2 separate regions of the Homo sapiens genome follow, and region 1 is linked to region 2. Evidence: chromatin contacts called from ENCODE POLR2A ChIA-PET data. All regions are on one chromosome and are shown on one strand. Each heading gives the region's core, a stretch centred on a gene start or an enhancer-like site at or near the end of the contact. The rest is flanking DNA. Distances are from core to core; before and after follow the strand shown. Region 1 holds the start of FCF1 (FCF1 rRNA-processing protein). Region 2 overlaps LTBP2 (latent transforming growth factor beta binding protein 2).

The links. ChIA-PET counts read pairs that join two places held with the same protein, here RNA polymerase II (POLR2A).
Region 1: POLR2A ChIA-PET joins it to region 2 with 12 read pairs in MCF 10A. The contact joins the promoter of FCF1 here to the enhancer-like site in region 2. POLR2A ChIA-PET finds 5 or more read pairs at or near these places in 3 of 52 experiments (BJ, MCF 10A and PC-9).

The regions. Positions count from the first base shown.
Region 1 is chr14:74,710,229-74,715,073 of GRCh38, reverse strand. It overlaps FCF1 (FCF1 rRNA-processing protein), which reads right to left and starts at 1,930. Exons shown (of 8, transcript NM_015962.5): 1 at 1,874-1,930; 2 at 1,522-1,589; 3 at 131-202. The coding sequence starts at 1,876. It overlaps AREL1 (apoptosis resistant E3 ubiquitin protein ligase 1), which reads left to right and starts at 1,994. Exons shown (of 20, transcript NM_001039479.2): 1 at 1,994-2,141. RefSeq lists an enhancer at 1,817-2,096.
Region 2 is chr14:74,570,614-74,575,606 of GRCh38, reverse strand. All of the region lies in intron 3 of LTBP2 (latent transforming growth factor beta binding protein 2), which reads left to right. Among named protein-coding and RNA genes, the nearest start is that of LTBP2, 39 kb to the left of the region's middle. Within about 2 kb of position 3,591, at least 20 of the 41 ENCODE cell types and tissues checked have a DNase peak (open chromatin) inside an H3K27ac peak, as active enhancers do; they include PC-9, where a contact is called at or near this core.

The sequences.
Region 1 (4,845 bases), core at 681-3,180, 140 kb before region 2:
GATATGACTTTCATCTACATAGTTGTGCTAGACTTACTAACAAATAAGTTAGCAAACCAGCTCAGGGAAAGCCTGGATTTCTAAGAGGTCTATGGTTTTAAAGGAAAACTTCAAACGTTTGATTACTCACACTTCTCTTTCCTTTAATGCGCTGGGATCCTTCTTTTCTTTCTTTTTAGGTTTTAATCTATCCTTTTCTTTACTAGGAAGAAAAAGGTAAATTAAATCCAAGGGAGAAGAAAAACCACAGCAATTAAAATCTCAAAAATCTAAAGTTCCATTTTTTTTTTTTTTTGGTCTACTGAAGAAATCCTACTTTGTGATATCCTCATGTTAATATCAGCATACTCTTTCTGAGCAAATAACTCTAGTGCAAAGCACAGTACCTGGAAGTATCAGAATTAACCAGTAATGCCAATAATGCATAAGAATTGTTAATGAGTAAATAAAAGCTGATTATACTATATTTATTTTTTAGTCAGAATCTCTCACATCAAGGATCACAATCCACTTCCAAGCAATGGGTAAAAGGGTGACAGTTATCTTCTGAAGATTCAGATGCTTTAACTTTTGGGGGAAAAGTATTACCCCATATGCTTCTTATAAAGGGCTAAAATGTAAAAACGCATATACAGAACTTAACCCTTAACTAGAAAGAAATTATTATTAATGGAGTGTCATTCCTAAAAATTACACAATACATCCACACTAAAGGCTGAGAATAATAATTCTGAAGGTTTTAACGACTATTCTCTTATTCTGAGACTCTTTTTTGTATTTTTAGTGGAGACAGGGTTTCACCGTGTTGGCCAGGCTGGTTTTGAACTCCTCACCTCAGGTGATCCACCCGCCTCAGCCTCCCAAAGTGCTGGGATTACAGGCGTGAGCCACTGCGCCCGGCTTTCTGAGACTCTTAAACTCAGTGAAGATCAGTCTTTATTTAATAGCTATGCTTATTCTACACTTAAGCAGGGACACCGCTTTGATCCTCTTCATACTAGGGAATTTCACTTCACTTTCTTCTTCCACAGTGATTTGGATTCTTATATTAGTAAGACTTATAAAATGGAGATATCTTGGAGTTTTCCCATTTTCTCTGACAAAAATATTTGAGTACCAGGCACTGGAAACGCCAGACAAACAAGGTCTCTAACCTTGCCATCTTTCAACAAGAAACACTCCCCTCGCCCCACCCCAGGGGAATGTAGTAGTGTAATGGTAAAAACATAAAGAGAACTATACGGACTTCACCGAACTGACATGAGGTTTAAATGCGATATGGCAGACAAAGCATATAACGGTAGAAAAAGTGAACACTTAAGAAATGTTTAATTCCCATCGCCTTTCCCAGTGTGATCGCTCAGCAGCTAAATTACTGTTAAACACTGGCTATCTCATGCTATATAAATCTAAGACACGATAATAAGCAAAAAACAAAATAATAACAACAAACATTTTTACTACTTATCCTCTCTAGACTCTTATTAGAATATCCCTGGGCAGTTGATTCCAGACACTCACAGCCTCTGATCTCTGAGACTAAGCATTCGCTTCATGGTCGCATACTTCCTTGTTTTCTTTTGCTTCCCCTTGAAACAGAAATTTTAGAATTAAAAAAGTTGGAAACACACGGCATCTTTTAAAGTCTCTTCTTTTCTCTTGTCTATTGCCTTCCCTTCTTGCCTCAAATAACCCAGACCCTCTTCCCCACTCTGTAAAGCATAACAGTCACCGCTTGGAGAAGTTTAAGAGCTAAGACCAGAATGAAAATATGCTAGGATAATGTGAAGGAAATTTGGCCACGGTCTGACTACCTCCTTCTCCACCCAAAAAGTGGCCTGATAACGTCCCTTCTTGGACCGTCTTCTCTCACCATGGTCACGCCAAACTCCTGGTTCTTCCGTAATCACCAACGGCGCAATACTTCTACGTCATTCACATACTGCTTCCGGCAAAGGATAGCCCGGAAGCGGAAACTCCTTGGGGAAAGGGCAATCCCCCGAGCCGGTTCCCAGGCCGGGTGGAGACCAACTCTGGGGTCTGTTGGTGGGAGAGTGGGGAGCCCGTCTTCTGCTGAGTGCTGCCGCCCCTTCCCAGGACAGCGGAGGTGGAACTTCGTCGCGCTGCAACCCCCGGCTCGGGTAACGTTTCTCTCCAGCCTTAGGCAGAGCCCAGAAGACCTGCCTTTACCAGAGTTCCAGAGAGAGAGGGAGGAAAAGGGTAGGGGGGTTCAGACTCCTGGTTTGCCCAGTAGTTTGGGGGAACACATTCTCCTCACCCTGTAGCGTTGGGGTATCCGGTGTCTATGGTCCAGCCCTGAGGCTGTGGTTCCTATTTGGTTTTCCTAGCCGATATGGTGCTTTGTGCAGCTAGGTGGATGATTGTTCTCGAGTATATACCGTGTACTCCTCTCGGTGAAGAGAGAAATGAAGCAGTGTTTGAGGGCCTAGACTATCGCTAGAGAATTGGGGCATAAGCTTGCATATGTTACTACTTACCCAAGCCAAGAAAATGGTGAGATACAATGCACATTTATTGTGAAGCCTTGGTGTGTCATCTTTAAGTAAAAAGGGAGAATTTGTGAGAACAAGGAGCGAAAGGTAGCTTTTTTCTTTGAGTACCTGCTATGTATTCCAGTGGTTCTTAACTTTTTGGAGATAACTTATTTCTTGAAAGTTTGTGGAAAGCCAGGAACAATTCTTTAAAAAATGGGCACACATACAGTTTGTAATACACTTAATGAGATTGGTGGACTCTGAAGCCCATCCGTGGACCCTCTGGGTGTCTGTAAACTTTAAATGAAAACCCCCATCCTGTATACTGTACTTGTCACTTTATTCATATTACCTTCTTTGACCTTCTCAATAACATAAATTCTTTTATTTTACATATGGGGAAATTGAGCCCCAGACTTTGTTCAGGGGTCTGTTTGAGTCTCGTGATTCCAAAGTCTGTACTTGTATTTCTTTTTTTCTTTTTCTTTCTTTCTTTCTTTCTTTTTTTTTCTTTTTTTTTTTTTTTTTTTTTTTTTTTTTGCACTTTGTCTTCCATTCTCCAGCTACTGATCAAGCTGGGAACGGAATGGGTACCTCTGTCATACTTTTCTTATTGCATGATGCTATCCTAGAGTTGGAAGTAAAATATGTTATCAGGTTTAAAAAAGAAGGTGACCATTGTATAACCCTTATGATGAAAACACGTTTATTGTTTAACACGAACTTTGGAGTCTGACTGATGGGGTTAAAATCCTTGCTCTGCCTTATAACTCGCCATGACATTGGGTGAGTTAATCTATCTGCATCTCAGTTTCTTTATCTGTAAAATGGAGATAATCATAGTAGCACTCTTTTATTGGGATGTTATCAGGACTTATGTTTATTCATAGTTAACATGCGAGGTCCCTAGAAGAGTGTAAACCAGACTACTCAGAGTGTTTTCTGTTGTTACCATTGTGTGTCTTCCAACTTGAGGATGTGTGGCAGGGTTGGAATTTTATGCCAATTTTATTTTATTTTATTTTATTTTATTTTTGAGACAGAGCCTCCCTCTGCTGCCCAGGTTGGAGTGCAGTGGCGCAATCTCGGCTCACAGCAACCTCCCCCTCCCAGGTTCAAGCAATTCTCCTGCCTCAGCCTCCCGAGTAGCTGGGACTGCAGGCATGTGTGTGCCACCATACCTTGCTAATTTTTGTATTTTTAATAGAGATGGGTTTCACCATGTTGGCAAGGCTGGTCTCAAACTCCTGACCTCAGGTGATCTGCCCACCTCGGCCTCCCAAAGTTCTGGGATTACAGACGTGAGCCACTGTGCCAAGCCCCAATTTTTTTTTTTTTTTTTTGAGACGGAGTTAGTTTCGCTCTTGTTACCCAGGCTGGAGTGCAATGGCGCAATCTCGGCTCACTGCAACCTCCACCTCCCAGGTTTAAGCGATTCTCCTGCCTCAGCCTCCTGAGTAGCTGGGATTACAGGCGTGCGCCAACACGCCTGGCTGATTTTATATTTTTAGTAGAGACGGGGTTTCTCCATGTTGGTCAGACTGGTCTTGAACTCCCGACCTCAGGTGATCCGCCCACCTTGGCCTCCCAAAGTGCTGGGATTACAGGCGTGAGCCACCGTGCCTGGCACCAGCCCAATTTTATTTTAACATAGTTGCACTGGAACTTGAACGTGTTCATAAACCTCAAAACATTAAGTTTTCAGGTCCTGGGATGCTCAATCGCAGGGTGATTTCTTCTGTTGATTTGGGTGTAAACTTTTTCTGCTTCTCCTTTCTCTTTCAGGCACACATTCATTTAGATGGCTTAATAGTTTACATATCTGTGGGCACTGAATTTTTGATGTAGAAATGGTAGCTACAGATACTGTATGTGCCTTCTGCTTTACCCCATTTGTGGTCACTAGAAGTTCCTAATCTTTCTGGAGCAGCTTGTCTCTGTCAAGCTGCCATTCATGTGTAGAGCTAATAGCAACCAGTTTTTTGATGTATCTCTTGGTGATTAGACAATAAGCTTTTTATTGTCTAAAAGCTAAAATAACATGGTCAGTTATTCTTCTTAAACATTTGACTCATTAGTATTATATATAGGTTCAGAGGGAAAATTGCATATCATTAAATAGTAATTTGCATTTAAATTTAGGCACTGACAGAAAAACGCTCTTCTGGTAATGTGTACTTTGAATTTTGGAATCCATGAACAACAACAACTTAAAAAAAGGCCATTTGTAATTTCTATTGTAACCTCTATTGAGAGTGTTCTGATTTCCTTGATTGTTAATACCTAATAGGGAGCTAAATTAGTGTAGGAACACCATGGGGGATAAGAACATACTTAGAAAAATTTGTTT
Region 2 (4,993 bases), core at 2,342-4,841:
TGGGTCTGAGGCACTGTGTTCCAGCCAGGCAGGGGAGGGACGCCTGCTGTTCTGCATTGGACCTTTCAGCTGTTGGACACAACACCAGGGGTTGTCCTTCACATTATAGTCTCTGTGACAGGTAACCCAAGAGTTGTGCAGTGCACAGCCTGTGCAGCTGTATGTGGTGATACTAGACCTGGCTTCTTTCTGGGAAGGAGAGAGATGTCTCCTATTTCCCTTACAAAGTGTATTGCTTCAAGGCCGTCCTTTCCAGCTGGGTTTGGCTGTTGAGGTCCCTTCGAGGTTCCCCTGAAAGGGGGATGGATCTCTGGGCCTTTGTAGTGTTAACGTGCATCTCTCCAACCCACACAAATACCTGAGATCCATGGAGGTCAGGCCCTGAGCAGGCCACGGCTGGCCTTAGGGGGTACAGGTGTGGGATGATAAAAAGACTCCAGCTCTGGGCAGATGTAGCCCAGGGCACACGGTCTAGCTATGCTTTGATCCGGAGCCTAGAAGTCCCAGGAGAGGTTGTGAGGAAGGTGGGGGCCAGTGTGCCTTCCTTCTTCTGCGTGATAAAGCCGGCAACCTCTTCCTTTTCTCATGCTGGGCACAGAGCAGACATCTCTGGGTTGGTGAGGATGCCGAGCTCAGGCCTCTGAGTGCTCAGGGGAGGAGGCCCCGCCTTCTCCCCACATGGGGCACTGGGCAGATTCAAGGGAAATGGTGTCTGCTTTCTACACACTTCCTCCTACCTTCCCCCTTCTCCCATTTGAGCCTGAAGGCGGACATCTGGCCCAAGAAGATCTCAAACTCTCTGATGACAACCTAGTGACTCCCTTTTTTAGTATTCTCCCAGAGCTGAGGAATATATGGACCGCATCCTGGGTTTGGTTTCAGGAGAGGACTCCTCCCAGCCCTGCCCCAGGTCCAGCCCTAAACAAATCTCTGAGATACGAGCTATTCACCTTCTGTCCTCCCAGAGCCTACAGTTCGGTGATGGGGAAAGCTACCTTTTCCAGTTCATCATCATCATCTTCATCATCAGTAGGATTTATTGCACCCTGCTGTGTTTCAGGCATTGTGCTAGATTCCTACCCTATTCTTTTCCTCCTTGCTGTCCCCACTTTAGAGTCACCAGCTCAGTGACATGCAGGACATGGATGTTGTACAAATGTCTTTTGGTCAATTGTGTCGTGTCCAAATAGTGGAGTATAAATGGCATAGCACAGGGACCAGCACCCAGGAGCACAGGGGTGCAGAGGTTCCCCAGAGCTCATCATGGCCTTAGTGGTGTGCTTAGAATTATGGTTACCATGGCGGAAGTTTGGGTTAAGATTGACTAGCACTAAGGTTGTGGTTAGGGTGACATTCTATTTAACAGTACGGTAGTGGTTAGGGTAAGATTAGAGGAATAACTTTAGCAGTGCAGCATTAGGGTGAGGTTTTAATCTTAGGATTGTGGTCAGGGTTGGGTTAGGGTTATGCTAAAGTAACATTTAGGACTGTGGGTGTTTTCGATTGTATGTGTGGTTGTTGTTCTAACCCACCATTGATGGAGCCTTATTGAATAAGCTGACAGTTTACAGGCACCACCTAATTTAATACTGGGGACAGCTCGGCACAGTGGCTAAGAGCATGGGCCACGAGTCAGACAGATCCCGGTTCCACTTGACTCGGTTACTCCCCAGTCGTGCTATCAAGTGTGTTCTTTCACCTCCCCGAGTCTCAATGTGAAAGACTGATGATACCAATACTGGCTGCGCAGAGCTGTGGTCAGAATAACACAAAGGAATGTGGATAAAGTGCCGGCTCACATAGGTAAGTGCTCAGTACTCGATAGCAAATACTTTTTCTTGTCTGGGTCAGTTAGAGTTCCAGCAGGAAAGGGATGGCACACTCGATGTATTTATTTACAAAAGCACTGGCAGAGTCAAGAGAAAACAATGAATAATGGTGGAGTATCCCAGGGTAGTTACGTAGGCAAGCTCTTACCCTCCAGGTCTAAAGGGGCAAGGGACCAGCAGTCATAAGAACCCAGGGTAGCTCAGGCTATAGGAGAGGGCCATGGACAGGGCTGCGGCCTCTGGTGGAGGAATGCAGCCACTGCTCACCTGCAGTACCTGTTGCGAGGGAGCTGGGAGGATCTGCACCTCCACTCACCCTTCTCCTGCCCTCTGACCTCCTGCCACAGTTCCCCACTGATGGAACTGGACCAGAAGGCAGAGGGCAAAGGAATCTCCCAGGACTCAGAGTGGGATGGAGAGGGATCCAGGGGCAAGTGGAAGATCTTCAGCACATTTGCCAGTCCTTGCCATGACCCTGTGAGGAGGGTATTCCCATGACTCCCACTTTGCAATGAGGACACTGAGGGTAAGGGCGATTCCAGCCTAGCTCTCCTCGACTTCAGAACTTGTGATTATAGTCATTGTGCGAACCAGCCTCCAGGGCATGTGAGCGTAGGCAAGTGCGGAAACATCCAGCTTGGCTTGGAAACTGCAGAGTACTGGGTTAGGCAAGGTATCCAGCGTCTTTTCAGAAAACTACAGAAGTCGGTGAGAGCCTGGAGCAGCATTCGGCCTCATTAAAATGTTAATGTATACAGTTTCCAGCACCGGACTTAAAATAACTAGTGACAATAAACATTTCAAGCTTGTAGCTATGTTCATAGCATCTAGCCAACTTAAATCCTGTAGGATTTTTGTTTGAAAGGAAGAGGCTGGGAGCAATGAAGCAAGAAAAGAGAGGAAAGACTGGCAAAGCTCTTTTTCAGATGGCCCAGGGAAGGTTCGCCCCATCCGGCTGCTTTTTACAGAACTGGCTGCTCACTCAGTGAGGGTCTCCCTCTGCGGGGGTATGTGTGTGTATGCGTGTGTGTGTGGCGGGGCGTGGGTGGAAGCTGTGGAGAGAACATGTCTCAAAAGTCATAATGGAGATTTTTTCAGGCTCCGTGAATTCTCCTTTTGAGCTCAAGTTTTTCAAATATGTATCAGGTTTCACCTCTTGTCCAGGACATAAAGGAGGTTTCTGATTTATGGGTCCGGTAGTTTTTCCAGTTACTCCATCTTTAAATCTGCCATCAGTTAATTAATTTGCCACGGTCAGAAAAGGCACTGTGAGCTTCCCAGGTGAAAATAACTTTAGCAAAGTATGATCACAGTTTAAAAAAAAAAAAAAGGGAGGCATTCTGAAACATACACTTGTTTCCACTTGTGAAATTAACTGAATCAGTGTCTCGGCACTCCTCCTCCTCCCCCTGTCATGGCGCATGCACACACACACACTCTCTCTCTCTCTCTCTCACACACACACACACAGACACACACACACACACACACACCCCACCTCTGCAGAAGGGCTAAAGGGGAAGATTTAAACCTGGCAGGATAATTTCCCAGAAAAGGATTAGAAGGGGAAAATGGATTAACTGCAAAGTCATCTGATGACTGTGTTGTATGAGGCTGCTTGGGACCCAGAGGGGTGTATTCGTCTGTCTGTGTCTATCTGTCTGCAGATGACACCGGGAAGATTGCTAAATGATTCCCAATAATGAAATGTGAAAACACATAGTTGCTTTGCTAGCCACATAGCTGTGGTTTTGTGTCTGTGATTCATGGTGGAAGTGAGTAGCTGCGACAAGCATTCTGTGGGTTTTTTTTTTTCTCCTTATTTCTCCTACAAAAATATTTGTGAAAGGTCTAAAAGGAAGTGGAGTACTTTTTGAAAAGAAAAAAAATCCCTGTTCCTTGCAAAACAAAGATTACAGATGAAAACTTCTGGAGCTACCACATTTCTGCTTCCAGATGTCGCCTACGCTGCATTTTCCTCCTGGAGCCTCAGCCCTGCCCACGATGTAACATGTCCACCCGCGAGTGCCCGCAGCAGAGGCCACTTGAGGGAGTCTGCATCTGCAGGGGTCTGGCGGTATCCTCTCAAGACCCCAGCCAGGCCACGCCCTTCCAGGGGAGAAAAATTAATTCCACATTTCTTTCTTTTTTGATGTTCTTGGGACAAGGTCAGAGGCTCCACAAAATGCAGTAGCGTGTGAGGGCAGAATTGTGAAATAATTTATGTCTTAAATAAACCTGAGTTTGAATCTCAGCTCCACCACTTAGCTATGCAGCCTACAGTGAGTGATTTAACCTTGTGAGCTTCAGTGTTCTCATCTGTAGGCTGGGGATGATCATTGCTACCTTATGGAATTGTCAGAAGGATTGACTAATCCACGTAAGTGCATCTGGCACATTTTTGGTCCTCTATAAATGACACCCAGTCTTTTTTGGTGGGGAGGAGGATGGAGTCTCGCTCTGTTATCCAGGCTGGAGTGCAGTGGCATGACCTCGGCTCACTGCAACCTCTGTCTCCCAGGTTCAAGCAATTCTCCTGCCTCAGCCTCCTAAGTAACTGGGGAATTACAGGTGCCCACCACCATGCTCAGCTAATTTTTGTATTTTTAGTAGAGACGGGGTTTCACTATGTTGGCCAGGCTGGTATCGAACTCCTGACCTCAAGTGATCCGCCCACCTCAGCCTTCCAAAGGGCTGGGATTACAGGCATGAGCCACCGTGCCCACTCTTTTTTTTTTTTTTAATATAAAGAAAAGTGGTTTATTTGGTTCATGGTTCTGTACATTTGTTCAAAGTCTCACCGTACCCACTCTTACTTGTCCCCTGCCTCGGGGGTTATCTGAGCCTTTCAGAAATGCAGCAGCGGTCATCAGAAACTTTGAGAATTTGCCCAGAGCACTTGAAGGTGTTTCCAGACCTGGGAGGTTTCTGGTCACAGCCAAGGGTGAGCAGCAGGGTGGGGAAGGGAATCTCATCCCCCAGAGGCAGACAGAGCTCAGCCTGAAGACCCTGGCCCAGCACTTCCCTGCTGGGGATGACCCCGGGCAAGTTAGCAGGCTCCCTGTGCTTCAGTTTTCTCTTCTGTAAAATGGGGACACTAGTTCCTGTATCATAGGGTTGCTGTACTAATCAAGTAAATAAAAAAATAAAATGCCTTAGCAGAG